7 separate regions of the Homo sapiens genome follow, and regions 1, 2, 3, 5, 6 and 7 are each linked to region 4. Evidence: chromatin contacts called from ENCODE Hi-C or POLR2A ChIA-PET data. All regions are on one chromosome and are shown on one strand. Each heading gives the region's core, a stretch centred on a gene start or an enhancer-like site at or near the end of the contact. The rest is flanking DNA. Distances are from core to core; before and after follow the strand shown. Region 1 holds the start of PCCB (propionyl-CoA carboxylase subunit beta). Region 2 holds the start of ASTE1 (asteroid structure-specific endonuclease 1). Region 3 holds the start of NUDT16-DT (NUDT16 divergent transcript). Region 4 holds the start of CDV3 (CDV3 homolog). Region 5 holds the start of PIK3R4 (phosphoinositide-3-kinase regulatory subunit 4). Region 6 holds the start of ATP2C1 (ATPase secretory pathway Ca2+ transporting 1). Region 7 holds the start of MRPL3 (mitochondrial ribosomal protein L3).

Region 1 (3,487 bases), core at 317-2,816, 2.7 Mb before region 4:
AACTCCGTATCAAAACATAAAAATAAAAAGGGGTGCAGGAGGGGGTTCATATTAAATCAGCCTCCTAAGTTAACTTTGGCAAAAGAAAAACAGCTTCTGGAGGCTTCATCTAAACCTAGTAGGATCTACCTGGGAAAGGGCTAGGCGATGTTCCAGGGAAGAATTGAGCAATAGGCCCCAACAGAAAGAGTGTACAGGAGCACTGACAGGCCTTTCCAGAGGATGATCTAACATCTCCCTCAGCCCTAACAGAGTAGGTTAGAAGTAGCCCCAGGGGAGAGAAAGCACTCCTAGCACCACAAACCATCACTAAATTTACATTTCACTCTCAAGTGTCAAAAGGAACTGTTACCTTTGGACCCTTGTCAAATGCGAATTTATGACATCTGAATCAATATTAGACAAATATAGAGCTGTTCAAATCTCCTCACTTTAAGACCCCATCCCTCCCCCAGTGCCTCCCTCATGGTTGTGAGTTGTGCCTGAATACTCTTCATCTGTAAGAGTTTCACTTCTGCACCTTCCCGTTGGTTAATTCGTTCAGCACAACGGTCCAGACTCACCCACCAGTCACGGACACACTGGGCAAGCCTGGTTTCAAGTCAGGGATCACCTCTCCAAAATGGGCCGCCCAGCTTATCTCTGAAGGCCAGCTGGATTCTCGCCTCAAAACCCAGGCGGTGGGTGGCAGTGTTTCAACTGCTCAGTCCAGCCAAACATCGAGAGTAGCCTGCGCACTCCCAGAAAGGCCACCTGCTTCCGACACGTGCCTTTGCTACCCATCAAGGCGAGGCATGCTAAGGCCCTAAAGAGCTCGACCAGGCATTCTGCGGGCAGAAGTTCCACAAGTTCCTGCACGCGCACATCCCCCATTTCATGTTAGTGGAGTATGCCCAAGTTCAGTTTTCCTGCTTCCACAAAGGAGAAAGAACCTACCATCACTCTTTCATGGGGCACGAGAATAAGCACATGGTTTTTACTGAGCGCCTATCATTTTGCTATCTATGGTCTAACGATACACTTGTGAAGGAAGAATTATTATTAAAATGACCCACAGAGATTTAATAAGTTGCCCAAAAGCTTATGTTAAGTGTTGAGCTGGCTAGAGACGAGCCAGATCCGTCTAAATCCCAAGGGTTAAACAGTATGAAAAAGCACACAGGTGCTTCTGCTGGTTATACCCGCCTCCACGAGAAACGCTACAGGTTTTCAAGGTGAACACCCTTGCTCCGGCCCCTCCAGGCACCGTGCGGATTGGCAGGGAGGCCTCGGACGCCGCAAGCCGGGCACGCAGTGATAGGTCGCGGACGCCAGGGGCGGGACTCACTTAGGCCCCTCAGGACTCACTCGCTTGTGCTGCGCGTCAATACGGCGTTGGCCCCCTCCCAGCAGCGCGGTCCGGCGCTTGTTTTCGATGCGTTCGTTAACAGAGGTGGCCTGGCTGCAAAGGCTGCGGACCGCGGCGCGGAGACCGCTCGCCAGAACGCTGAGCCTTGCCCCGACCGCCGCCACCCGTAATGCCGCCGCCATTTTTGCTGTGCCGGCGCGTCCCCTACCGGCGCACCTGAGTACGCATGTGCTAAAGCGTGGGTACGGCGCTTGCGCAGCATCGGCTGGCTGTAGGGAGCCGCGGGGGCTGGACTACAGAACCTGCTTGGGAGTAAGGCGTGAGAGTTCGAGACCCGGTGCTGCCCGAGGAGGGTCGCGCAGAGAAAAAGTACAGGGCCTGCCTGGCTGCACAAAAAAGGGACATAGTCCTTGCTCTTCTCTGACCACCTAGACCCTTAACTTTGTCGTCCCACTTCCTACAGAAAATGATTATAAGATTTAACCAACATTTATTAAGCATTGTGCCAGGTGTTGCTTTTTGCACTTACCATGCACTAGCTTACTATCTGGATTTCACAGATGAGGTAAATCAAGCACAGAGAGATGAGTGATTTGATCAAGAGGCAAGACTGAGGCCGAGGTAGGTGAGCCCAGGAGCCCAAGACCAGCCTGAGCAATATAGTAAGACCCCACCTCTACAAAAAAATTAAAAATTAGCTGGGCATGGCGGCTTGCACCTGTGACCCCAGCTACTCGGGAGGCTAAGGCGGCAGGATGGCTTGGCCCAGGAAGTCGAGGCTGCAGTGAGCCGTGATTGCATCACTGCACTCCAGCCTGGGCAAAACCCTGTCTCAAAAAAAAAAAAAAAAAAAAGCCAAGACTGACAATGTGGTTGGCCAGGATTCAAACTCAGAGACCTATCATTAATATGTGCCAGATAATGAGCACAGGACCCTTAACCTCTAATCAGTAGTTCTCAAAGTATGGATCCCATTAAAGAAAAAACTATTCATGACACTTAATTATTCATGTTTAAGAATGGTAAGGCAAACTTTATTCAGGCCCAATCTGACAGAGGTAGGGATAGAGTTTTGCCATAAGTCAGAGCGATTGGGCTGAATATAGCAAAGTGGTAATTTATAGCTAAGGGGCAGTGTGTGGAAGTCAGTGGATGGAAAATTACTAAGAGGAAACATTGGCGGGGAATCTGGCTAAATTGACCTAACAGGATTCCTGCCCAAGGCAGGTCAGGGTAACTGAACATCACCTGGGGGATGGTGGCGGTATGGGTCAAAACCAGATATGGAGAGTAATCAGATATCAAGAATGGAGGATTCTGGCTAAACTGACTTGGCAAGTTTCTTGCTAAAATGGAATTCCACAAGGAATGACATGGGAGCCCACACTCAGGCCTAGTCAAAGAGAGAGCTCAGAAGAGCCTGACCAATGTTTGATCAAGGAGGGAATCTTGTCAATCCAGCAACTTCAGTATCACCTGGGAGTGAGTTGGAAATGCAAGCTCGAATTCTCAGAACTTACTCCAGACCTTTAAATCAGAAACTCTGGGGCTGGGGCCAGCCATCTGTTTTAGCAGATGACCTTTAGGTGATTCTGATCTGCTTGCTAAAGTTTAAGAACCACTGCTCTAGGAATTTGGAATTGTACTGTTGAGAGCTTGACCATCTGTTTCTCCCACTAACAGGCAGGTCTTCAAGACAAAGAACATGGTTTATATTTCTCATTTTTAGCCACAGAAAACTGCTAAAGTTGATCATGAGCCCTTCCCAGATCCAGCTCATAGCCAGGGCCTTCATAAAGTACAAATTCTGACCTATGACCTTAATGTTAATGCAATTCAACTCAGAAAACATTTTTGAGCACCTACCATGTGCCAAGAACTAAACATCAGTACTGATTGCATTTCCTGGAGTAGTAACAGTTCATCTAGATAGAGAGGGCAGCTTAGAGGCCAAAGCCTCTTGGCTAGGCAAAGCCCACCTGTATCTGTATAACTCCGTAATGGGTACTCTTGACCTTGCATTTGGGTCCTTGCTTTAAAGACTTTACCAACCTAGAGAGGCAGATGGACAACCTAGAGAGGCAGATTGCCTTGGGAGCACAAGAGAGAATTTGAGTAAGGCTGAGTGTGTTGAGGAGA
Region 2 (3,734 bases), core at 786-3,285, 2.5 Mb after region 4:
TGTTTAGGCCGGGCGCAGTGGCTCACGCCTGTAGTACCAGCACTTTGGGAGGCCAAGGCGGGCGGATCACGAGGTCAGGAGATCGAGACCATCCTGGCTAACACGGTGAAACCCCGTCTAATACAAAAAAATTAGCCGGGCATTGTAGCGGGCGCCTGCAGTCCCAGCTACTCGGGAGGCTGAGGCAGGAGAATAGCGTGAACCCAGGAGGCGGAGCTTGCAGTGAGATCTCGCCACTGCACTCCAGCCTGGGCGACAGAGTAAGACTCCATCTCAACAAAAACAAAAACAAAAACAAAAACAAAAAAAAGAAAGGCAGGACTGTTTCATATGAGTAGGTACAAAGTAAAATCACTTTTATTTCATCAGAATGTTAAATGTTTTGTTAGTTATCAAGAAAAGTGTGCTTTTGTTTTAAATCTATATAGAAATAACATTTTAAATTGAAAACTGCCTACACCTTGAAGTTAGGTTTTCATATTCAACAATTCCAAAGCTATGAGACAAAAACCTAGTTTTTAAGGATGGTCAATGGGCTTTACGTGGTGGTGTCCGTCAACCACAAAAACTACTAGGGCAATTAACCACAAAAATCCTCAAAACAGAACATAAGTAAATGCCCATTTACAACATTTTCCTTCTTAAAATGTATGAATCAGTTAAGTTGTACCTAATACCAGTGAGATTAGTTACCAGCTTTTTCTTTTCCCTTCCAAAGACACGTTAGTAAAATCTGCTGGAAAAACAACTACAGAGCAGGCCTCTAAATATACCTTTTGTTTTTACTTCCCCTTCACTGTCATAAAAGTGATGCCGTCTGGCCATACTAAGCTGTTCAAATAAATATATGGACTTACAGACTTTCCAGCTGAAAAGGGTCCTTCAGGTCACTCAGTAATTCTCCTTATTTTAAAGATGAGATTAAGGTTCCTTTTAGAGAAGGACAGAATTAGGGACGGACAGAATGAGAAGTTCACTTCTAGCGGCTCTTATTTTAAAGGACAGTCTAAACCCAGCAGTGCTTAAGTAGTCTGGTCCAGGCTGCAGAAGACTCTGGGACTAGGTTCCCTCCCGCCCACCCTCACAGACTCAGCCCTGCCACCCCCATCCCAGTCCACTTTTAGGTCATCCATTCCATTAGTCTCCTCTGCGCAACCATAAACCTACCCAAGAATGTGTCGCATTGTCTAGATTCTAGAACTATCTGTTCACTTGACAACACGCTCCCCCTCGAGGTTTGAGTGAACTTGGGCACTGCGAACACATCTTCTTTATTTCTGCATCCCCAATCCCTGGCATACCTCCTGGCATATACTAGGTGTTTAACAAACCTTGTTAAGGCAAGTAAGTGTCCAGCAGATCAACTGCCGCCCAAAGGAGAGAAAAAAGGTTAGTTAAGAAAGCTAGATGGGAACTTGGAGAAAGTTACTACCTTGTGCAAACTACCCGTTCTCGGTGAAACAGATCTGGCTGGGGGCAAAAGACAACGGAAGGAGTATTTATCACAAGTTGAAAACCAGTAGTTATCTTCCCAGGTAATAAGAGGAAGGCAATTTGTCACCAGTTTCTGCTACAGCACAAATCTACCTTTAAAGTAAATCTTAACCTTAAGGTAAAACGAACAATTCCTTGCTTCTTCACCTTTTTAAACATTTACATTTTGGCAAAGCAGGTTAACGTTTATTGAGGGGCACTGAGACTGGAGTACATCCGGAGGTAAGATGTCCAGGAAAGCGAGGAGATCGCAGCCATGGCGTCCTAGAGATTCGGAACCCAGCCCGGGCAGCTTGAAACCATTACCTTCCCCCTCGCAGGGGAGCCTGGCTAGCCCCAAGGAGGACAGTTCGCTTTACCTTTCCCTGTCGTGGTCGGAGCGGCGCCCGGGGCTGCCCAAGTCTTGCGGGTAATCGGGCAGGCCTCAAACTAGGGGCAACCACACCCACCGAGCGCCAGACACCGCGGGCCACGGCTGTTTGGAACCGTGGCCAGGGAGACGGCGCGGGGCATACTGGGAAGTCGGGGCGAGGCGGCACCAAGGCGGAAGTGTTCGCCGACCCAAGTAGGCGGAGAAAGCAGAGGAGGACCGGCGGGCCAAGCTTTCCTAGCCTGACAGCAGCCATTTCGGAACGTACGTCCCAGCCCTCTTTAGCTACTTAGCGCCTCTGGGCCCGAGAACACCTGCTCCTTGGCTCAGTCTGGCGCCACCGGCATCACGGAACTGTACTTCCCAGAGACGTCACACCGGGAGACTTCCGATTCCCGCTCTTGAGATTGGACTCTCACGTGCAGGAGCCAGTCCTCGCTGGGCTCTAGCGGGCTTCTGATGGAGGAGCTACTCCTCTGGGAGGACAGAGTAGGTGGGCTCTGCTGCAGGTCCGGGCGGCGGGTTGTGAGGGCCGAGGTGGCACGGTGTATGAAGGCCTGTGTTTGAAGACTTAGGTCAGACCTTTTGCCCGCCTTTCCCCTATGCAGCTCTATGCAACTGTCTGTGCAAGGTCCTGTAATTTGCGTAGGACGCCTTGACACAGTCTCTGCTTATGGACGCTTTACAAAACTATCTTGCAAAGAAATAAGTACTATACAGGATAAGGTTCTGAGATACTGACAGGGCTGGAACTAGGGTGAGATAAGTGTAAAATGTAAATGGATGCCAATAAAATTCAGTAATCAAGGTAAGTTTTAATGCAATCTCTAAAAATCAAAATTATAGCAAAAAAAATCCATGACTGACAAAATGTCACGATTTTAAGTAATAGTAACAGTACCGTGCTGTGCCATATTGAAGCCCGAGGTGTCAAAAGAAAAACCATCAATTCTGATCCTGCGAGTTAAGTTAGCCAGGTGAGGAAGCGTAGCTGGGCCAGATATGCAAAATAAGATGATGAAAAGAGCTCGTGGTTAGGGGTGTAACTGGATAGAGGGGTTCCTAGAGGCATGAAGCAGTTTTCCTTATACCAAAAACTATGCCAATTAAGAAGGGCCCACAAATCCAAAGCCTGAAAGAAGTTCCGTGACTGATTGTCAATACAAAAGAAAAACTTGATCCTTATCATAGGTCCTACACACCTTACTTTACTGAAGCCCAAATGCTTTGTGATTATGAGATGAATATGATATCTTTTTTTTAGCTTAGGACTTTTTACTTTGACCCCACAAAACAAATACTCTGTGCTGTAAGATGTTGACTATTACCACTTAAGAATCAAAGTTCACAGAACTTCTATACTGGTGTGTCAGTAATGGACTTCAACTGATTTTTCTTTAGAATTAGCAGCAGCCTCTGTCACCATCCAAAGATTACAACCCATGAAACCATTGAATTTGTGCCTTGTATCAGAAAGCAAAGGAGAATGAAAAAGCACAGCTAACATTGCTTGAGGATCTAGGTAAGAATTTATGATGTTGATATCTATGTTCTATCTAAAGAGCACTTCATAACATTTGCTATTGATTTAATGGTGCTGGAAGCAATGACTTGGTGCCCCATAACTAGCATCAATTGAAAATGTTTTCTGTTGTTTTAAACAGGCGATTAATTCTTTAGACTGTCATCATGGGTATCCGAGGACTAATGAGTTTTGTGGAAGATCATAGTAATGAGTTCTTCACTGATTTGAAGTTGCGGGACACAAAAATTGTCATTGATGGTTATGCTCTTTTCCACCGTCTTTGCTTCAGTTCAAACTTGGATCTCCGGTATGGAGGGGACTATGATTCTTTTGCAGATGTTGTAC
Region 3 (3,431 bases), core at 236-2,735, 2.2 Mb after region 4:
TTCCCACATCTGCTTCTAAACCTCTAGTGGCTACTGCCTCAAAGATGTATTCATACCCTTTCACCAGTGGTTGTCAAAATGTGGTCCTCAGATTATTTGCATCAGCATTATTTGGGAACTTTTGAAAACTACAAATTCTCAGGTTTCCTCTCCCCCCGCCCCACCACCAATGCAGGAATGCTGAGAGAAATCGCTATTTTAATAAGACGCCCCGATGATTCTGCTACCTGCCAAATTTTGAGAACCACCTTCATACATAATCTATCTACTAGCCCTGCCTGAAATATCAGGGCCACATCTCCTACACAAGAAAAGCAAACCCCAAGAATAAAACCTAGGTTGCCACACCTAGATAATGTGATAATCTATCACACTGTCAATAGGGAACAGCAGAGAGACATGGATGAGTGTGTTCTAGAAAGGATCTCTCCTGGTAAAGGGTGGGAAAGACCTTTACAGAAAGCCCAGGTTGGCAGTACTAATTCAGAGTATAGATGATCACGATCCCAACTCCACCAAGAAAGCTGGGGAGAGGGCAAGGTCAGAGGGGCAAAGACTTTTCTCCAGGGATGCTTTCTTGGGGGAGAGAAAGCTTTGGGAGAAGAGGAAATTGGGAAAGGGACAGAGTCCCAGGCTGGTCCCACCTCCAGCCCGTGGTCCTTGGCGCGTGTTGCGCCGGCCTCCACAGCCAACAGCTCCTCGAGCGTCAGACGCTTGGCATAGAAGTGGGCCACAACGCGTGGCCCTGACCCGACGTGGGAGCTGCGGTAGTCAGTGCGCTCCACGCGGAAAGCGGCAGCCGCTTCGCCCAGCTCCTCGCGCAGCTCGCGGTTCAGCCCGTCCTCTAGGCTTCTGTCCTGCGTGTCCACGAATCCGCCGGGGAAGCCCAGGCGTCCATCGAAGCGCATCTGCATCTGCGGGAGGGGGAAGCGGGGATTGGCAGGGGCGCCCCAGAGGAGACCACCAGAGAGGGTGCGGGGCTCAGGCAGAAAGTGGCCGGGCGCGCCCCCTTCTCACCAGTATGGCGTAGCGCAGCGGGATGCGGCCGAAGAGCATCCCAGGGTCCGGCGCGTAGAGGAGAGCGTGGCACGCATGACGCCAGCCCGACCCCAGCGCCAGGGCCTCGCCTAGCTCCAGCCTGCGGGCTCCGGCCATGGCCGGACACTGCTCCTCTGCTGTCCCGAAGGCCCAATGGGCAGAGGGGCGGGTCTCACCTCGGACCAATCCGAGCCTGGGCGGTGCTGCAAGGCCCAATCCCTGCAGGGATAAGGGGAGGAACCTAGGCGCCTGGGGGCGGGGCGCCGCGACCGGTGCGGGAGGCAGCTAATCAGGGCGGGGCTTGCAGACCGGGTTGAAGTCCAGGGCCCAGGAACCCTAGGGTAACCGAAAGCAGCCTCTGGGTTGGGCCTGCGGTGGGGCGGGGCTAGAGGTGTGGCCGCGCCCTAAACCTGGCGCAAGGCCGGTACCTAAAGGCTCCTGGGAGCCAAAAGAGCAAGTCAGGGAACTAGCTTTGGTTGGGTTCGGTGGTACACAAAGCACAAGGCCTGGGTTGGGGTTAGGAGGAAATGAGACTTGCGGCGGGTCGGGGCTGAAGATGTGGCAGCGCCCTGAACCTGGAGAAAGGCTGGTACGTAAACGCCTGCGTCGCAATCTGGAGTCAGCTGGAGTGTCCCGGCAGGTGAGGAAGAGCTGGGGCGCTCAGTTGAGTGCTGGGAGCCAAAGAAGTAATAACTACCTTTGGTTGGGTGTGGTGGTACACAAAGCACAAGGCCTGGGTGGGGGTTAGGAGGAAATGAGGCAGGGTTGGCCTCAGACACCAAGGCCTATCCTAGGGAAATGGAGATGGACAGGCGCCATGGTCTGACAACTATCTTGAGTGGTGAAATTGAGGGGACTTGGTGACTGAGTGAATGGGGAAGAGGGAGCGCTGGGCTAGTGGTGGTTCCGAGTTTCCTGGATGTGGTGTCATTTTCTGAGAGGGGGAGAGTAGGAGAAGGGTGAGCAGTGATAAGTGTAGTTCTAAGGAATTGGGGTGGCCATAGGCAGTGGGCAGCTGATCGTGGGGGTCTGACGCACAGGGAGTGGCACATAGAGAAGTCACAGGGCAGTGAGATTTTCAGGGGAAGGGTGGGGGTGGAAGGAGCTGTGAGTGAAATCCTGTGGCACAGGACTGGGAGTGAGGAGGGGTGAGAGATAGAAGAAGCCTCCTAGGCTTTCTAGTCTTTCCCTCAAACCCCCTCAGACCTCTGAGCTATGAAGGAGGGTGGGTTACCCTACCACAAGGGCAGAGGCCTACTCAGGGCCTGATGCTGAGATGCAGGATCCCTCACTCCAGGCCAGGCCTTCCCCACCCTGCAGAGCGCCCCTACACCAGGTGTCGATATTGATTATGCAATAGAAAGCAGGAGGCAGCTCCTTGAGGGGGGCTGGGCATAAACTCACAGCCTGTAAGTGACGGCATATGGTGGGAAAGAGTCCGGACCCACCCAGAAACAGGTTTGTGACCTTAACAAGTCACTTAACTCTCTCAGATCCCAGCAGCTCATCTGTTAAGTGGAGATGATACCAACCTATTAGGGATGTTGAGATATGTTAGGCACTTAGAACAGTGCCAGGCAGAAAGTAAATGTAGCCATTCTTGGAGTTGAGGGTTGGGGCACAGTGCTATGTCTTACGTTGAGGAGCCAGGGCTGGGCACATACCTATAATCCCAGCACTGTGAGAGGCGAGGTGAGAGGATCATTCAAGGTCATGAATTTGAGACCAGTCTGGGCAACATAGCGAGACCCCGTCTCTACAAAAAATAATAATAATAAATAAAGACCCAAGTGTTGGAACTGAGCTGCACTCATCACGCTCCAGTGTTTGAAGGAGGGATGAGCTGTATGACATCATCTTTCCTAGCTTAGTCTTCTGCGTTGTGGGGCAGGGATATTATCTAATAACATGAAGCAACTGCATTAAAGTGATGAGTCTGTAGGTGTGATACAATTGTCACTGGCCTGCTAGAGTTCCAGGGGGTTTGGAAATAGCCCTGCTTTAACATTAGAGTCACCTCGCAAAAAGCTTCTAAAAATTTTTAAAAGCTGCCACTTTTTCCTACCACAGACCAGTTGAATCAGAATGTATGGGGTCCTACAGGGACATATGCGGTTTTTAAAATATGTTTTAGGTAACTAATAACCAGGGTGGAGAACCGGGGCCTTCCCCCTTCCACTAGCATTCCAAAGGCGACTTGGTTTTTCTCCTAGATAGGCTACCTTTAATGATTTAGGATCAAACATGCCCTTTCCAGATCTTCAAGCTGTTCTTTCTTTCCTGGTTACTTGAGACTTTAAAGATGGACTTTTCAAGATGACTTCAAAGATTTCAAAGGCAACATGAAAAACTGTAAAACCAAGGCAACAGCTGTACGAGTTTTCATGATTTTG
Region 4 (3,721 bases), core at 1-2,500:
AGTATGTACTTGTCTTCTGGTCAAAGCCCTTGCTTCGTTCTGGGGCAAACTAGGCTAAATGGAGGACAAACATGCTCGTAGGCTAACACTATACTTCCGCTGGGTTCCTGCATGGGAGCTGTTACTTTAAGCAACTAAGAAAAGCCGAAGGAAGAAGTCAATAGGAATTTCACAACTACATTTCTACTTCAACCTTGCCACCGAGAGTTTTCTTTTTCTTTCACGGGCTTAGAGACTAAGTCATCACAAAAGAGCTGCTACAAATGCGGCTGCTGAAAGCGAAAATTCAGCTCAAACTACTGGGCTGAGGTCAGCACACGGAATTACTCAGCCTAGACGTCACCCGATAAACGCTGCTCTGTGCTGGGCACTGCGGCCCCAGACCTAGTGCCCCCGGAGGGTGGCGCCGCCCGGGCCTTGGCTAACGCCGAGCGACGCGGGGTGGGAAGGGCGGCTCCACCGCGGATATCGGAAGGGGTCCCGGCCCTGGCGAGCCCAGCCCGAGGTGGAGAGCCTGCGTCACGTGGCGGCCCGCGCCCGTCCGCCCGGCCTCCGCGGCCCCTCCCGGACGCTTCCCCGGCAGGCGGGGGCGGGCACATGGGGCGCCGGCGCGCGGCCCGGGCCCCGAGTGCCGGCCTCCCGGCCCCTCACCTTCGTCACAGCCTTGGTGGCGGCCCCTGGGCCCGCAGCCCCCGCGCTGGCGGTCCCGCCGTCACCCGGCCGGGTCCCCGCGCCCGCCCCGCCGCCCGCCGCACCCGCGGCTCCACTGCTTCCGCCGGCGCTGCCCGCTGCGCCCGCGGCACTCGCCGCCCGGTTGCTCCGCTCCTTCTTCTTCTTCTTGTCCCTCTTGGCAAAGAAGTTGTCCAGGCTCCGCTCCTCCGTCTCAGCCATGGCCTCGGCCTCCTCGACCCGGATGGGTGGGGCCGGCGGCGGGCGCGGCCCGCGGGGCTCCGAGCTCGGGGTCGAGGCCGGCTCTGCGCTCACGCTGCCGGGCGCGGCGACGCCTCAGCCCCGCGGGGTCGCCGAGGCGTGCGCGGCGAGACGGGCGGCTCCCCCTGCGTGCTGGCGAGCGGTGGTACGGTCCGCCCGGGGGCTCGCGCGCCGCCGCTGTCGCCCGAGGCTGCCGGGGCTGCCGCTGCTGCTGCGACGGCGGAGCAGGATTCCGCTCTCCCCACAACCTGAGGGGAAAAGGCACGCGCGAGCCAGAGGTTCTGGCGAGAGTGCTCGGCTAGCAGCGGCGCGTGCCGGAGGAAGAGGCGCGCGCGCAGGCCTGGAGAGGAGGGGAAGGGAGTGGGGAGGGGAGGGAGAGGGAGGAGGGAGGGCGGGCCGCTAGAAGAGAGAGGAAGCGCCTGCGCCTGCGTATTTTGCTCTGCCTGCCGCTGTGGGATCGCCAAGGGGCGGGCGGCGGGAGGAGATGGAGGCGGAGCTGGAAAGAGAGCCAATCAGGTGCCAGGACGAAGCTCTTAGGTGACAATCCCTGACCCAGACGGGGCGGAGTCCAAGCATGGGGGCGGGGAGAGGAGGGCATATGCAAAATAAGTGACGTGCCGGGCGACTCCGGTTTCCCGATTGGCCGAGGGTTTAGTCTTGAGGGCGGGCATGTTGAGGGCTGGTTGATGACTTGGCTAAAGAGGTCCAGCAGGAGGGGCAGTGGGTTCCTTTTGGACGCATGCGCAGGATGCACGTGTGTTTCCTGGCCCAGAACAAACCGTGGCCCCATAGTAGTCGTTTGAACTGTCGCGAAACGGACAGGCACTGCGTTAAGCCAACTGTGTTAAAGATTGTTCCTCTCCTCTGATCGCTTCTGTACTTCCACCCCCTCTGGAGTGGCAACCATTACTTTTCTTCTTTACCGGTTGATTGTGAAAGTGAGAGGAGCAGTGAGCCTGAAGTTTAGGTCCCATTTACTAAAAGATCTTTCATAGGCTGGTTGGTAGGTAGAAAGGGATTTTGTCTGAACTCCACCCTCTGGATTATGTTTACCAAGGTCAAGTTCAATAAATCCTATCGTCAAGTCCCTAATCTGTAAAGTGGGTATACTATTTCTTACAAGATAGGGGGATGGAGGGAAGAGAGTCAACATTATTAGCTGCTCAGCACATTGCTTAACGCCCTGACTTGAGTCTAGATGATGATACAGTTTATCCTTAGCTTCTATCCCTGATAAAAGGAGGGGACTGTCTTATCATAGGGGTGGAGACCAAAATGCCCAGGCGAAAGCCAGGTTTAAATGGGTTTAAAGCCCATTTAAATACCCTTGGGGCCTTGAAAATGAAATGAATTCTATATGCAAAAGGTGGTCTAAAGTAAGCTCTTAAACTTTCTACTTCCTCCTTCTAAAAGCAGAAGAGGGAGCTGTCACAACCATTGAGGAAATGACTCAGACAAATGTTGGTAGCCATATGGGGTAGATAGAATCCAGCCAGTAAATGGAGAGACTTCTTCGTCTTTTCCTTTACAGTTACCCCATTAAAGTTTCTCTTTTCCTACCCCCTACTTACACTGCTATTAAAGAATTAACTTCTGGCTGGGCGCGGTGGCTCACGCCTGTAATCCCAGCACTTCAGGAGGCCGAGGCAGGCGCATCACCTGAGGTCAGGAGTTCGAGACCAGCCTCACCAAAATAATGAAACCCCGTCTCTACTAAAAACACGAAAATTAGCCGGGCGTAGTGGCTAACGCCTGTAATCCCAGCTACAGGTTGAGGCTGGAGAATTGCTTGAACCCGGGGGTGCGGAGGTTGCAGTAAGCCGAGATCGCCTCATTGCAATCCAGCCTGGGCAACAACAGTGAAACTCCGTCTCAAAAAAAAAAAAAAAGTCTAACTTCTGAATGTCAAAAGAAATCAAGGACCTAGCCTTGGCCAGCAAGTAGCTTGAGCTTATACATATACTATTCCCCAAACATGAACAGCTCCCAAGGTGACTTCCTTCTATGACAACATATATCTTCCTGTGATGCAGGCCAGGTTCAGTACTGCCCATCACCATCACCCTCCCTTACCATCGCTAATCAAATTTATTTTCTTTCTTTTTTTTCTTTCCTTCTTTTTTCTCCCTTCCTCTTTTCTTTCCTTCTTTTCTTCCTCCCCCCTCTTTCTTCCTTCCTCCCTCCCTCTCTTTCATTTATTTATTTATTTATTTACTTACTTATTTTTTGAGGCAAAGTCTTGCTCTTGTCACCAGGCTGGAGTGCAATGGCATGTCAGCTCGCTGCAACCTCTGCCTCCCAGGATCAAGCGATTCTCCTGCCTTAGCCTCCTGAGTAGCTGGGATTACAGGCACCCGCCACCACACCCAGCTAATTTTTGTATTTTTAGTAGAGACGGGGTTTCACCATGTTGGCCAGGCTGGTCTCAAACTCCTGACCCTCGTGATCCACCCACCTCAGCCTCCCAAAGTGCTGGAATTACAGGTGTGAGCCACCATGCCCGGCCCTCTCCCTCTCTTTCTTTCCTCATCTATGAAGCACTTATTTTGCTATATTTCGGGCAAAGTGCTTTATTCAAAAGTGAGTAATTTGTGATTCCTGCATTCAATTCCCTTATAATCTAGAAGAGAAGATCTAGATATAAATAAGTTTCAGTTATTTATATCTTTCTTAAGTCCTTATCAATTCATCATTGTCTTGAAAGAATTAATGACTTGAGAAAATACACAGAAGGAACAGTAGTTGAGGGCTGACGCTGCAGAATTTCCCACTACATTTTTCAGTGTGATTG
Region 5 (3,445 bases), core at 795-3,294, 2.8 Mb after region 4:
CATAAACATTTCTTCAAAGAAGATATATGAATAGAAAACAAGCACAATAAGAAAGATGCTTAACGGAATTGGTTATTAGGGAAATACAAATTAAAGCAACAATGAGATACCACTTAACAGCCACCAGGATAATAAAAAAAGAAGATAATAACAGTGTCAGCAAGAATGTGGAGAAATTAGAGCCCTCATATATTGCTAATGGGAATGTAAAATGGTGCCTGCACTTTGGAAAACAGTTTGGCAGTTTCTCAAATGTTAAACATAGAGCTACCATATGAGCCCACAATTTCGTTCCTCAGTATCTATCCAACAGAAATGAAAACATATGGCAACACAAAGACTTATAGACTAATGCTATGAACATAGGAACATTATTCATAATAACGTAAAAGTAAAACAACTCAAATGTCTATTAACTAACAAAAGGGTAAACAAAATTATTTGCAACAACAAATAAATGAAGTACTAATACAAGCTACAATAGGGATAATCCTCAAAAACATTACCCAAAGTGAAAGTCAGTCACAAAGACCACATATTATATATAAAATGTCCAGAAAAGGCAAGTGTATACAAACAGAAAGTAGATTAATGATTGCCTAGGGCTGGAAGGGGGAGGAGAAATGGGGGAGAACAGGGAGTGACTCCGAATGGTTTCAGGGTTTCCTTTTGGGGTAATGAAAATGTTTAAAATCAGGCAGGCTGGGCGCGGTGGCTCATACCTGTAATCCCAGCACTTTGGGAGGTCGAGGCGGCGGATCACTTGAGGTCAGGAGATCCAGACCATCCTGGCCAACATGGTGAAACCCCATCTCTACAAACAATACAAAAACTAGCGGCCGGGCGCGGTGGCTCACGCCTGTAATCCCAGCACTTTGAGAGGCCGGGTGGATCACGAGGTCAGGAGATCGAGACCACGGCGAAACCCCGTCTCTACTAAAAAAAAAATACAAAAAATTAGCCCGGCGCGGTGGCGGGCGCCTATAGTCCTAGCTACTCGGGAGGCTGAGGCAGAAGAATGGCGTGAACCCGGGAGGCGGAGCTTGCAGTGAGCCGAGATCGCGCCACTGCACTCCAGCCTGGGCGACAAGAGCGAGACTCCGTCTCAAAAAAAAAAAAAACAAAAACCTAGCTGGGCGTGGTGGCACGTGCCTGTGGTCCCAGCTACTCTGGAGGCAGAGGCATGAGAATCGCTTGAACCCGGGAGGTGGAGTTTGCAGTAAGCCGAGATGGCACCACTGCATTCCAGCCTGGGTGACAGAGCCAGACTGTCTCCAAAAGAAAAAAAAAAAGGCCGGGCGCGGCGGCTCACGCCTGTAATCCCAACACTTTGGGAGGCTGAGGCAGGCGGATCACGAGGTCAGGAGATCGAGACCAACCTGGCTAACACGGTGAAACCCCGCCTCTACTAAAAATACAAAAAAATTAGCCGGGCGTGGTGGCGGGCGCCTGTAGTCTCAGCTACTCGGGAGGCTGAGGCAGGAGAATCGCTTGAACCCGGGAGGTGGAGGTTGCAGTAAGCCGAGATCGCTCCACTGCACTCCAGCCTGGGCGACAGAACGAGACTCAGCCTCAAAAAAAAAAAAAAAAAAAAAAAAAAAAAAAAAAAAAAAAAAAAAAATTAAAATCAGATTATAGGGATGATTGCACAACTCGATAGATGTATTAAAAACTACTGCTTTGTACATTTTAAGCAGGTGAACTTTATGGTATGTAAGTTATATCTCACCAGAACTCTAAAAATCCAGCTTGGGATATATTAGTTTTCCTAAATATTCTTGAGTTCTCTTAACTCTGTTCTGCTGTCCTGGGAGTGAAGGCGTGTCTGAGCAGATTCTAGGGGATGTCAGAAACCTCAGCGTTCGTGAATGAAAGGTAGAAGAGCAGGAAGGGGAATAGATCTTTGTCAGAGCATCATTTTCTCCCTGTAGACTCGCCCAAAGTAAGACCACGCCTTCCCTAGTTTCCTAGCAACCGGTTTCCTACCCTGGCAATTCCTCAAGGCTCACTCTTTTTCGTCACTTCCGCTCGGCGACAGGAAGTGAGGTCAGACCGGTTGCTTTCCCGGGAGTTCGGCGTTTGCTGGGGCTGCAGCAGCTGAAGTGTAGTGTTTTCTTGGGACTGGCGGTCTGCACTTCTCTCCCGGGTTCCATCTCCCCCCGCCCGGTGGTGAGGCCCTCGAGGAGGGCTCGGACGGGTGTAGCGATCCGCGCTAGAGGAAGACGAGGCCCGGGAACGCATGTCCCCCAGGGCAGGTTAGGGGGCTGGAGGGGTCAAATCCCGGGGTACTTGTGGAGACTCTTTAGCGTGGCTTCTTCTCTCTGCTGAGACCCCGAGAGCTTTCCCAGTTCTCCTCCCAGGACCACCGGGGTTCCTGAAGATCGGGACTTTTCTGCGCCCCTCCACCAACAGCCCATCTCCTGTCTATGAAGAAAGACCCTTCGTAGAAACAACTTCCCCGCTGCTGACGCGTTTTCCCGTCCCGTCCCCGAAGTAGTCTACTATGACCTCGTTGTGAGCCTCTGAACGATTTTGACACTTTCCCGAGGCCTAGGGTAAATGTTTATGTGTGCTCAAGGTCGTGTGTGTATATGTGTGGCATTTATTTCCTGCAAAACCTGAGTTAGCAGAACCCTGGGGTACGTTTAGCTAGTGTATACTTTGGTCTGCTTTTCTTTAACATCTGTGGCAAGGTTTCTTGTTGCAGACCAGCGAAGTTTGCACCTTCTTTTAGCTGGGTGAGAGGGCACACTGGAATTAGGCAGGAAGTGTCCAGGAGTTAACTGAATTTTTAGATCTTAGTTTGACCTTTTCAGTTTTCAGTTTTTCTTTTTTTTTTTTTATTTTTTGAGACGGACGGAGTCTCGCTCTGTCACCCAGGCTGGAGTGCGGTGGCGGGATCTCCACTCACTGCAACCTCTGCGTCCTGGGTTCAAGCAATTCTGCGTCAGCCTCACGAGTAGCTGGGATTACAGGCACCCACTACCACGCCCGGCTAATTTTTGTATTTTTAGTAGAGACGGGATTTTAACCATGTTGGCCAGCCCCGTCTTGAGCTCCTGACCTCGTGATCCTCCCGCCTCGGCCTCCCGAAGTGCTGGGATTACAGGCGTGAGCCACCGCGCCCGGCCAGTTTTAAGCTTTTAATGTGTCTCTTTCTTATTTCCAAGAAACTACAGATTCTTGGACAAGAACTATGTCATATGGTAACTTTGTAATTCTCATAGCCCCAAGCACAGCACGGAACACATAGTAAAGGCTCATTAATATTTTAAATTTAAATATGAGAAAATAACACAAACTAACATTTTTGGCTTAAAGTTGAAGAGGCCTATCTAAATATAGTTCAGCTCCTGGAAATGGCGATGCGCAATAGCAGGGTATTTTTAGGTAAAATAACAAGGTCTTCTTGGAGAAAATAACATGGTCTTTTTAGATAAATGTG
Region 6 (3,601 bases), core at 31-2,530, 2.7 Mb after region 4:
GGTTCCGCTGTCAGCCTCCTAAATGATGTTTTGAAATAGGGTGGAACTTTAAGAAAAGCACTCATCTCATAACATTTCATTAAATTCACTGGGTTTTTTTTGTGAATTGAAAAATAATGAGTTTTTTCCCCAATGCTAGACATAATAAAACATGGCTTGCTTTCTTATAAATGAATCCTGCCACACACCACATCGAGGCTTGAAACGCCAATATACAGAGATGCAGCCCCATCCCCTTGTCCCCCATTTCCACTTCCCCTCGAGTAATTCCTTTCAAATAGCTATTTAAACATGCACAGACGCTATCTGAAATGAAAACTTCCCTCTCATTCCCTAAGCTGAAGAGAGCAGGAATTCCTCAAGAAAGCTGAATCAAGCTCAGTCACCCACAGAACCTCAATCTCTCAAATGCCCCATGTTACCAAAATAAAAGCTGGATACCCTAAGTAAGCAAATCCTTGGACACTTCACATACACAGTAAATAAATAAGCTCACGAAAATAAAAAGGTGGAAAAACAAAGACAACTTAAAAGCAAACCACCACACCCTCAACTCCGCGTTGCAACCGGTCGGCCAGGGGCCTTTACCTTCATTTTCCATCGAAACTGCACTCGGGTTGATGGCTACAAAGTCTTTAGTGTCAGCCACGGCCACACTGGGAATAGAGAGGAGAGGAGGAGGACAAGGAAGAGAAGCCCCCGGAATCCCAGGCTGTCACCCCCGCTCCCGGCCACGCGTCCCACGGCTGCTCCCACCACCCCTAGCAGCAGCATCTGCAAGAGAAACCAGGAGAAGCGGCGCTGACGAGAGGCTGAGGAAGGAGTTCCCCGCCCAGCCACTATCTCGGGAGCCCCCCTCCCCAAGATCCCGCACCCGCCCCGTCGTGTGCCCGCAACGTCCCCAGCTCACGCCAGCGGGGCGGCGCCCTAGAGATGCCCCCCCATCCAGGGGATACCCGAACCTCCCCTTCCTTCAGAACCTGGAAGTTTCTAGAAATGGGGGCAGGAGGTAATACTGGTACCCACCCAAAGCCCCGGACAGCCCTCCTCCAGGCTGCGGGGTCTCAGCCGCGGGGCTCGCGGGGGCGCCCCGCGCGCCTCGGGAGAAGAGGAGCTGCTCGCGGGGCAGCGGTGCGAGGCGGGAGCCTGCTCCCGGCGTGAGAAGAAGCGAGCGGGAGGGAGGAAGGGAGGGAGAGAGGGCGGGCGGGGAGGGGAGAGAAGAGGAGGTGAGGGGACCCGTCACGGTCCGCCGGGCCGGCTCCGCGAGGCCGTGCTGGTCTGCTCCCGCCTCCGACTCCTGCGCTCCGCCCCTCCCCGCCGCCGGCCGCCCAGTCGCGCCCCGCACTCCTGGGCCAGCCGCGAACCCAGCTTTGTCACTATTACTTCCGCTGAGAGAGGTGCGCGCAGGCGCATTCGTGTTCACGGGCTGGGAAGGCGGAAGTGAAGTGAAGGCCGAGACTTCGGCCCGGAATGGACAATGTTTGGGTTTGGATCCGTCCGGTAGGAGGTCGCTCGGGGTTGGTGGCCCGCCTTGTTCTTGCTGGCGCCTCCCTTACCCCAGGGACGGTGTCCGCCCGTTTATATGCACCCCCTGAACGCGAGGGTCGGAGATTCGCCCACGCCCCGTGTCGGCCACGCATTCCCGTGGGGCGGCCGCGGGGTCGGCCCAAGCTGAGAGTCATGGCCGCTGTCCCCGAGGCGTTTAAGCGCTCTCTACAAAGTCTGTAGGGGAAGCTGCTCCCGTCGGGGTGGCAGTCACAATCTCAGCAGGCAACGTTGAGGCCCACGGAAGGAAGGGGCGAGGTGTCCATGCTCCTGCCAGGGACTGGAGCACCGTGAGCAGCCTCCCGAGTCTCGCACTCTCACTTGCAAAACCCTGCACTGACTGCTTGGTTCTTGGGGGAGCCGGTAATCGCGGGGCGACTTCCCAAAATTCTTTAAGGGGTGTGCTTAGTTACCATGTGTAATGAGAGAGCAAGGTTCAGCCTCAGAGAGCTCCAGGGAGAGCTAATCTTTTTCATTCGTTTGTGGTATATGGAACTGGGGAGAGGCTGGAACAGCAATTAGAAACCAGTCGTACAGCTGTCGAAGCCAATGAACGAGCACTTCTTTTAGCAGCTGTACCTTTGTCCAGTGTCAATGCCTTTTCACACGTAAACATTTCACTTGCTCGGCATCTTACCCAGACCCCTAATAAGTGCTTTTTAATGAACGATTGGTTTTAATAAACCGTGGTGAGCCAGACATATAATGTTGAACAGAAGTCCTCTCACACCCATAACCACTAGAGGGCAGGGCTTCACCTACTGAGTTGGTGATCATCCTACAGAGAACTCAAAAGAAAATTTCCGTATATGCTAGATGTGTTTTTCTCCATCAACACTTAGACACTTTACAAATTTGCTTTTTATCTCAGGTCCTGTAACATATCGCAGTGTGCTCTCTAACCACACGTTCAACATCAGAATTAACGGACGGGGTTGCCTGTGTTTCTATATTTGTTCCCAAGTAAGTGGTACTAGACTAGGATTGAAAATTCTGGACAGCTTTCTAGATTTACCTTTCTTTTAAGAAATATTGAACTTTTATTCAGCGAGGTCACTTTTAAAGATGAACCCATAAAAATCACTATCAAGTAGATTTCTAGTCTTAACGAGTTAACTATGATCCACCTCTGGCATGCATGGTCAGTGATTTTTGTCTGCACAATGACGGAGCCAAATTAACGGACGGGGTTGCCTGTGCTTCTATATTTGTTCCCAAGTAAGTGGTACTAGACTAGGATCGAAAATTCTGGACGGTTTTTAGATTTACCTTTCTTTTAAGAAATATTGAACTTTTATTCAGCGAGGTCACTTTTAAAGATGAACCCATAAAAATATCAAGTAGATTTCTAGTCTTAGGAGTTACTATTTATGATCCACCTCTGGCATGCATGGTCAGTGATTTTTGTCTACACAATGACATAGCCTGTGATTTGTACAATGATTGTGATCTCTCGTAATCAATTTGTAACAGTTATTACTGTACATATTCGACCTTGAAACAGCATTATATTAAAAACAAAAGCACCTAAGGTAGGAAATTACACAATATAAATACTTTGATATTAACATATGCATTTACAAAATAGAGGGTAACTGTACAGAATTTGGTATTGGGTCACTTTAGCTGAAACATTTTTCTAAAGCAACTTTTCAGAACTATCTGTTGTATTAATATACTGCAATACTCTAGCATTAACACTGAATCTATAACTCCTCCAAAAGATTTATAGCTCCATGGTTTATTCCTAAAATGACTTAAACTGAAATTTTACTTTTGGTCCCCTAAATTATGAAAATCATTGTTCCTATTACTAAGCCAAAAAAGAAACTGGTAAGATCAAGATCAACTTTACCAAGAAGAATTGACCAATTAGTCATTTTATATAAAAAACTTAAGCATCTGGAAATTTTGGTGTCTGAGGGGGTTCTGGAACCGATCCCCTGTGGACAATGAGGGATGACTATATACATATATATGTCATACACACACATATGTATATGTATAGACAAACATATACACATATATATGTATATTCATACACCCACATATACAT
Region 7 (3,558 bases), core at 1,059-3,558, 2.1 Mb after region 4:
ATTTGTCATAGAGAGCCAAAGAAACAAAATGTCTAAAAGCATAAGCTCTATCTATGGTCACAGTCTTTGGCTCTACCAGTTAATAGCTGGGTGATTTTATTTAAGTTATGTAATCTCTGTATGCCTATTTTCTTAACTGTAAGATCCAGATAATTATACTATTGTCACAGCAGATTGTCATAACAATCAAGTGAGAAAATACACTGAGAGAGTAAAAATGAATACTATTAGTAACTGGACTGCAGTGTTTATAGCAGAACATCAATACAATATTTCTTTTTTTTTTTTTTGAGACGGAGTCTTGCTCTGTCACCCAGGCTGGAGTGCAGTGGCTCAATCTCGCTCACTGCAAGCTGCGCCTCCCAGGTTCACACCATTCTCCTGCCTCAGCCTCCTGAGTAGCTGGGACTACAGGCACCCGCCACTACGCCCGGCTAATTTTTTTTTGTATTTTTAGTAGAGAAGGGGTTTCACCATGTCAGCCAGGATGGTCTCAATCTCCTGACCTCGTGATCCACCCGCCTTGGCATCCCAAAGTGCTGAGCCACCACGCCCAGCCCATCATTACAATATTTCTTACAGACCGTACTGTAGGCCACACCACTGCAGCAAAATGACTAACAGTTCCTTATTCTGAGTGATTCCTGCTTTCTTATGAACATCATGCCCACTTCCTCTCTGTTCTTCCTGTCTCTAGAACAAAGACTATCAAGATATCCAATTGCTGAACTGTCCTTTCTTCTTGACAGCACCCATTCTAAAACAAGTTCCTGCTTCTCTGATGCCACTTTAAAATCACTCAGCCTTAAGTCCAAATTTCATTTCAAGCCCCTCCCAGGTCACTCTTTTGGAAACATCCTCAGACATATGCTGTCTTTTGCTGCATCAAGCTAATTAAACTTGACTTTGTATGAGTTCACGTTTTCTTCTAGTAGCCTTGGCTTATGGGCTTCCACAATGCTGAGCACATACTCTAGCACACTATATGGATAAGAAATGTTAGTTATTGGCAGTAGTACAGAAATCTTCTTATTCTCAACTTCTTGCATGTAGCACACCTCAAAACATGTTTGTTCAATGAAGAGCCATCCTTAAGTATCTGGGAAGCCAGGCAGCATGGCTAGAATGAAGAGATGTAGTTTTTCCTTCAAGGTCCAAAGTATTATTGAAAAGTGTCTAAGGTAACTGCAACAGCAATGAGTGGAATGAATGGACAAGCAAAGCAAAGATTTTTTAGCCCACTAAAGTCCAAGTAATGGCCAGGAATTGACCATTGTCTGGACCTGTTAAACCAAGATAGCCAGATCTCTAGTAAAAAGAGAAGGTTGAAATAGCTACACTTTAAAGTTCTTATTTCCAAATTTCTACAAACAGTAATCTGACAAATAAGGGAATTAGTAGAAGAATAAATGTCCTAGTCACATACATGGTTATTAGGCTAGATCTGGAACCCAAGACAGGGGATTTTTTGTGCAGGTGTATTAGCTATCTATTATTGCATAACAAATTACCCTAAAGCTTAATGACTCAAAAAAACGGTAATCATTTATTTTCTCTGGCAATTTCTCCTAGTCAGTAATTCATGAGCGGCCTGGCTGGGAGATTCAGGCTTAACGTCTCCATGAGTTGCAGCCGAGGACTGGTGGATCCACTTCCTAGGTGGCTCAGTCATGACTGGCTAGTTGATTCCTCTTTATATGTTCCTCCCTGCAGAGCTGTTTGAGTGTCTGCAGGAAATGAAGGCTAGCTTTCTCCACAGGGAGCAATCCAAGAGACAAAAACTGAAGTAACAATATGTTTTATGATCCAGCCCTAGAAGGCATACATCATTTCTATGGGTGTAGTCTATTGATAACACATGCCAACCCTGTTTCAGTGCCAACTCTGCTCCTCTGCCAGATGTGTTGTTTTGGACCAGCACCTAAATTCTGAGTCAGTTTCCTCATTTATAATAGAAAAATAAATACTTCCTTTCAGGACCGTTTTTTATGATTAACAAATATAGGATTATGAAGCGCTGCTTAGCATAATGCATTGCCTCACAACGGGCACTATTTAGAAGTGTCTTCATTTTCCTTAGCGTCCTCAGGAAGTCTGTCCTTATTCTTCTAAAGTTTAAACTCTGAACATCCCTTTTATTTTACCCCTGGAGAGGCGAGTCAGTCCCTTCCCACCCCTACCTACTCCAACTCACATCCAAAGTAGGACAACGGTGGAAGCAGAACTATAGTTTCCGGGGAGCGACTCGAGTGCCCGGAGTTCATTGTAAAACGCACCGGAAGTGGGTCCGGCGGCTTTCTTTCCGTCGCAGAGAGCATCGGCCGGCGACCGTTCCGGCGGCCATTGCGAAAACTTCCCCACGGCTACTGCGTCCACGTGGCGGTGGCGTGGGGACTCCCTGAAAGCAGAGCGGCAGGGCGCCCGGAAGTCGTGAGTCGAGTCTTCCCGGGCTAATCCATGCCGGGTTGGAGGCTGCTGACGCAGGTCGGCGCCCAGGTGCTGGGTCGACTCGGGGACGGCCTGGGTGCTGCCCTGGGCCCGGGGAACAGGTAGGAAGGTGTGAGGGTGTCCTACCTGCACAGTTGCGTCCTGAAGCAGTGGAATGGCCTGGTGCAGTTGGGCCTCCCCTGGGTGGAGGAGGAAGGGGCTCTGTTGAGACGTGGGACACAGAAGAATAAGGGCCGTTAACCTAAGGAAGCACGTTCTAAGGGGATTGAAGTGGTGATTTTTAAAAAACGCTTATGAGCCAGCCACTAGCAGCGAACGCTATTAACAGCAATCATATCTTACAATTAGTGAGCGTTTGCCAGGTACTAAGCGCTCTGCTAAGTGTATTAGGTGCCTTATGTAGCCTCACGGGAGCAAACTGCTATCATAAGGTTTACAGATAAAACTGAAGGTTAGGGAGGTGAGTTAATTTGCCCAAAGTCACTCAACTAATAAGTGGAAAATTAGGAATCTAGCCTGAATTTATCTGACTACAAAAGGAGAGTAGACTGCAGAAAGCTTTACTTCTGTTCTGACCCTCCATGCAAGAATTACACCCCTTCTTCCTGACCTCCGCCCACTAAGGTCTTTCTTGGTATGTTCACCTGTTCAGAGGTCATGCCTTTTGTGGATCTTTTAACTTTGCACACCCAGTTTCTTCACTTCTCTGAACCTAGGCCATGTCATTGCAGGGAGGAGGTGAGCTTGTTAGACAAAGATCAACATGCCACCTTCTGCCACCTCCACTGAATGTAAAACTATTAAGGTACACTTCCAAATGGGTTAGTGGCTTTTCATGTCTATAGGTAGGACTGTTTTTTGGGGAATATGTTTATCTGCGAGGAGAAGATGAATTTTTTTCTCCAGGGTAACGACTAACAGTTTAAATGTGAGCCTTATCCGAAGGAATGTGGGGAGTGAGGAAAAGGTTGGAGACCTGAAAAAAAGGTATACAGAATCCAAGCCCTTTCCCAAGGCCCTGACTACACTTTCCAATTTGTGACTTCCCTTTTCTATATTAAGTGGAGGAAGTTTTTAAATTGTGGTTTGGTTTTATTTATTTTTTCTTTT

Evidence for each region. A loop is a pair of places that touch in the nucleus more often than their neighbours do. ChIA-PET counts read pairs that join two places held with the same protein, here RNA polymerase II (POLR2A). Pooled maps may share reads with other maps.
Region 1: a map of B cell shows a loop between it and region 4 (20-fold over the local background). The contact joins the promoter of PCCB here to the promoter of CDV3 in region 4. A Hi-C loop is called at or near these places in 1 of 168 maps with a recorded cell type or tissue (B cell) and 7 of 50 pooled maps. POLR2A ChIA-PET finds 5 or more read pairs at or near these places in 1 of 52 experiments (T-cell).
Region 2: a loop to region 4 is called in a map of psoas muscle, with 6 times the contacts of the local background. The contact joins the promoter of ASTE1 here to the promoter of CDV3 in region 4. A Hi-C loop is called at or near these places in 3 of 168 maps with a recorded cell type or tissue (CD4-positive, alpha-beta memory T cell, naive thymus-derived CD4-positive, alpha-beta T cell and psoas muscle) and 14 of 50 pooled maps. POLR2A ChIA-PET finds 5 or more read pairs at or near these places in 1 of 52 experiments (CD4-positive, alpha-beta memory T cell).
Region 3: a loop to region 4 is called in a map of CD8-positive, alpha-beta T cell, with 11 times the contacts of the local background. The contact joins the promoter of NUDT16-DT here to the promoter of CDV3 in region 4. A Hi-C loop is called at or near these places in 2 of 168 maps with a recorded cell type or tissue (CD8-positive, alpha-beta T cell and naive thymus-derived CD4-positive, alpha-beta T cell) and 17 of 50 pooled maps. POLR2A ChIA-PET finds 5 or more read pairs at or near these places in 2 of 52 experiments (WTC11 and activated B cell).
Region 5: a loop to region 4 is called in a map of CD4-positive, alpha-beta T cell, with 9 times the contacts of the local background. The contact joins the promoter of PIK3R4 here to the promoter of CDV3 in region 4. A Hi-C loop is called at or near these places in 5 of 168 maps with a recorded cell type or tissue (CD4-positive, alpha-beta T cell, CD4-positive, alpha-beta memory T cell, CD8-positive, alpha-beta T cell and 2 more), 2 of 37 single-sample maps with no recorded cell type and 15 of 50 pooled maps. POLR2A ChIA-PET finds 5 or more read pairs at or near these places in 1 of 52 experiments (Panc1).
Region 6: a map of CD8-positive, alpha-beta T cell shows a loop between it and region 4 (9-fold over the local background). The contact joins the promoter of ATP2C1 here to the promoter of CDV3 in region 4. A Hi-C loop is called at or near these places in 2 of 168 maps with a recorded cell type or tissue (CD8-positive, alpha-beta T cell and naive thymus-derived CD4-positive, alpha-beta T cell) and 12 of 50 pooled maps. POLR2A ChIA-PET finds 5 or more read pairs at or near these places in 2 of 52 experiments (CD8-positive, alpha-beta memory T cell and T-cell).
Region 7: a loop to region 4 is called in a map of B cell, with 17 times the contacts of the local background. The contact joins the promoter of MRPL3 here to the promoter of CDV3 in region 4. A Hi-C loop is called at or near these places in 2 of 168 maps with a recorded cell type or tissue (B cell and naive thymus-derived CD4-positive, alpha-beta T cell), 1 of 37 single-sample maps with no recorded cell type and 9 of 50 pooled maps.

What each region holds. Positions count from the first base shown.
Region 1 is chr3:136,248,419-136,251,905 of GRCh38, reverse strand. PCCB (propionyl-CoA carboxylase subunit beta) reads right to left here and starts at 1,566. Exons shown (of 15, transcript NM_000532.5): 1 at 1,348-1,566. The coding sequence starts at 1,530. RefSeq lists enhancers at 1,092-1,141, 1,772-1,831, 1,061-1,927.
Region 2 is chr3:131,025,126-131,028,859 of GRCh38, reverse strand. ASTE1 (asteroid structure-specific endonuclease 1) reads left to right here and starts at 2,035. Exons shown (of 6, transcript NM_014065.4): 1 at 2,035-2,353; 2 at 3,266-3,386; 3 at 3,529-3,734. The coding sequence starts at 3,554. It overlaps NEK11 (NIMA related kinase 11), which reads right to left and starts at 1,983. Exons shown (of 18, transcript NM_024800.5): 1 at 1,854-1,983; 2 at 858-930. RefSeq lists enhancers at 1,674-1,863, 1,944-2,003, 2,144-2,383.
Region 3 is chr3:131,379,529-131,382,959 of GRCh38, reverse strand. NUDT16-DT (NUDT16 divergent transcript) reads left to right here and starts at 1,485. Exons shown (of 4, transcript NR_038976.1): 1 at 1,485-1,627. NUDT16 (nudix hydrolase 16) reads right to left here and starts at 1,186. Exons shown (of 3, transcript NM_152395.3): 1 at 1,018-1,186; 2 at 645-914. The coding sequence starts at 1,155. RefSeq lists enhancers at 178-746, 747-1,316, 1,608-1,877 and a silencer at 1,198-1,497.
Region 4 is chr3:133,571,215-133,574,935 of GRCh38, reverse strand. CDV3 (CDV3 homolog) reads right to left here and starts at 1,250. Exons shown (of 5, transcript NM_017548.5): 1 at 652-1,250. The coding sequence starts at 891. RefSeq lists silencers at 282-671, 702-811, 832-1,371 and enhancers at 1,752-1,921, 1,578-2,079, 2,022-2,261.
Region 5 is chr3:130,745,428-130,748,872 of GRCh38, reverse strand. PIK3R4 (phosphoinositide-3-kinase regulatory subunit 4) reads left to right here and starts at 2,044. Exons shown (of 20, transcript NM_014602.3): 1 at 2,044-2,555. RefSeq lists a silencer at 1,020-1,069 and an enhancer at 2,304-2,363.
Region 6 is chr3:130,891,763-130,895,363 of GRCh38, reverse strand. ATP2C1 (ATPase secretory pathway Ca2+ transporting 1) reads right to left here and starts at 1,280. Exons shown (of 28, transcript NM_001378687.1): 1 at 1,027-1,280; 2 at 589-774. The coding sequence starts at 594. LOC107986023 (a long non-coding RNA gene) reads left to right here and starts at 1,443. Exons shown (of 3, transcript XR_001740492.2): 1 at 1,443-2,508. RefSeq lists a silencer at 1,026-1,415 and an enhancer at 1,506-1,725.
Region 7 is chr3:131,501,721-131,505,278 of GRCh38, reverse strand. MRPL3 (mitochondrial ribosomal protein L3) reads left to right here and starts at 2,308. Exons shown (of 10, transcript NM_007208.4): 1 at 2,308-2,549. The coding sequence starts at 2,458. LOC105374114 (a long non-coding RNA gene) reads right to left here and starts at 2,680. Exons shown (of 3, transcript NR_189111.1): 1 at 2,575-2,680. RefSeq lists enhancers at 2,410-2,479, 1,986-2,672.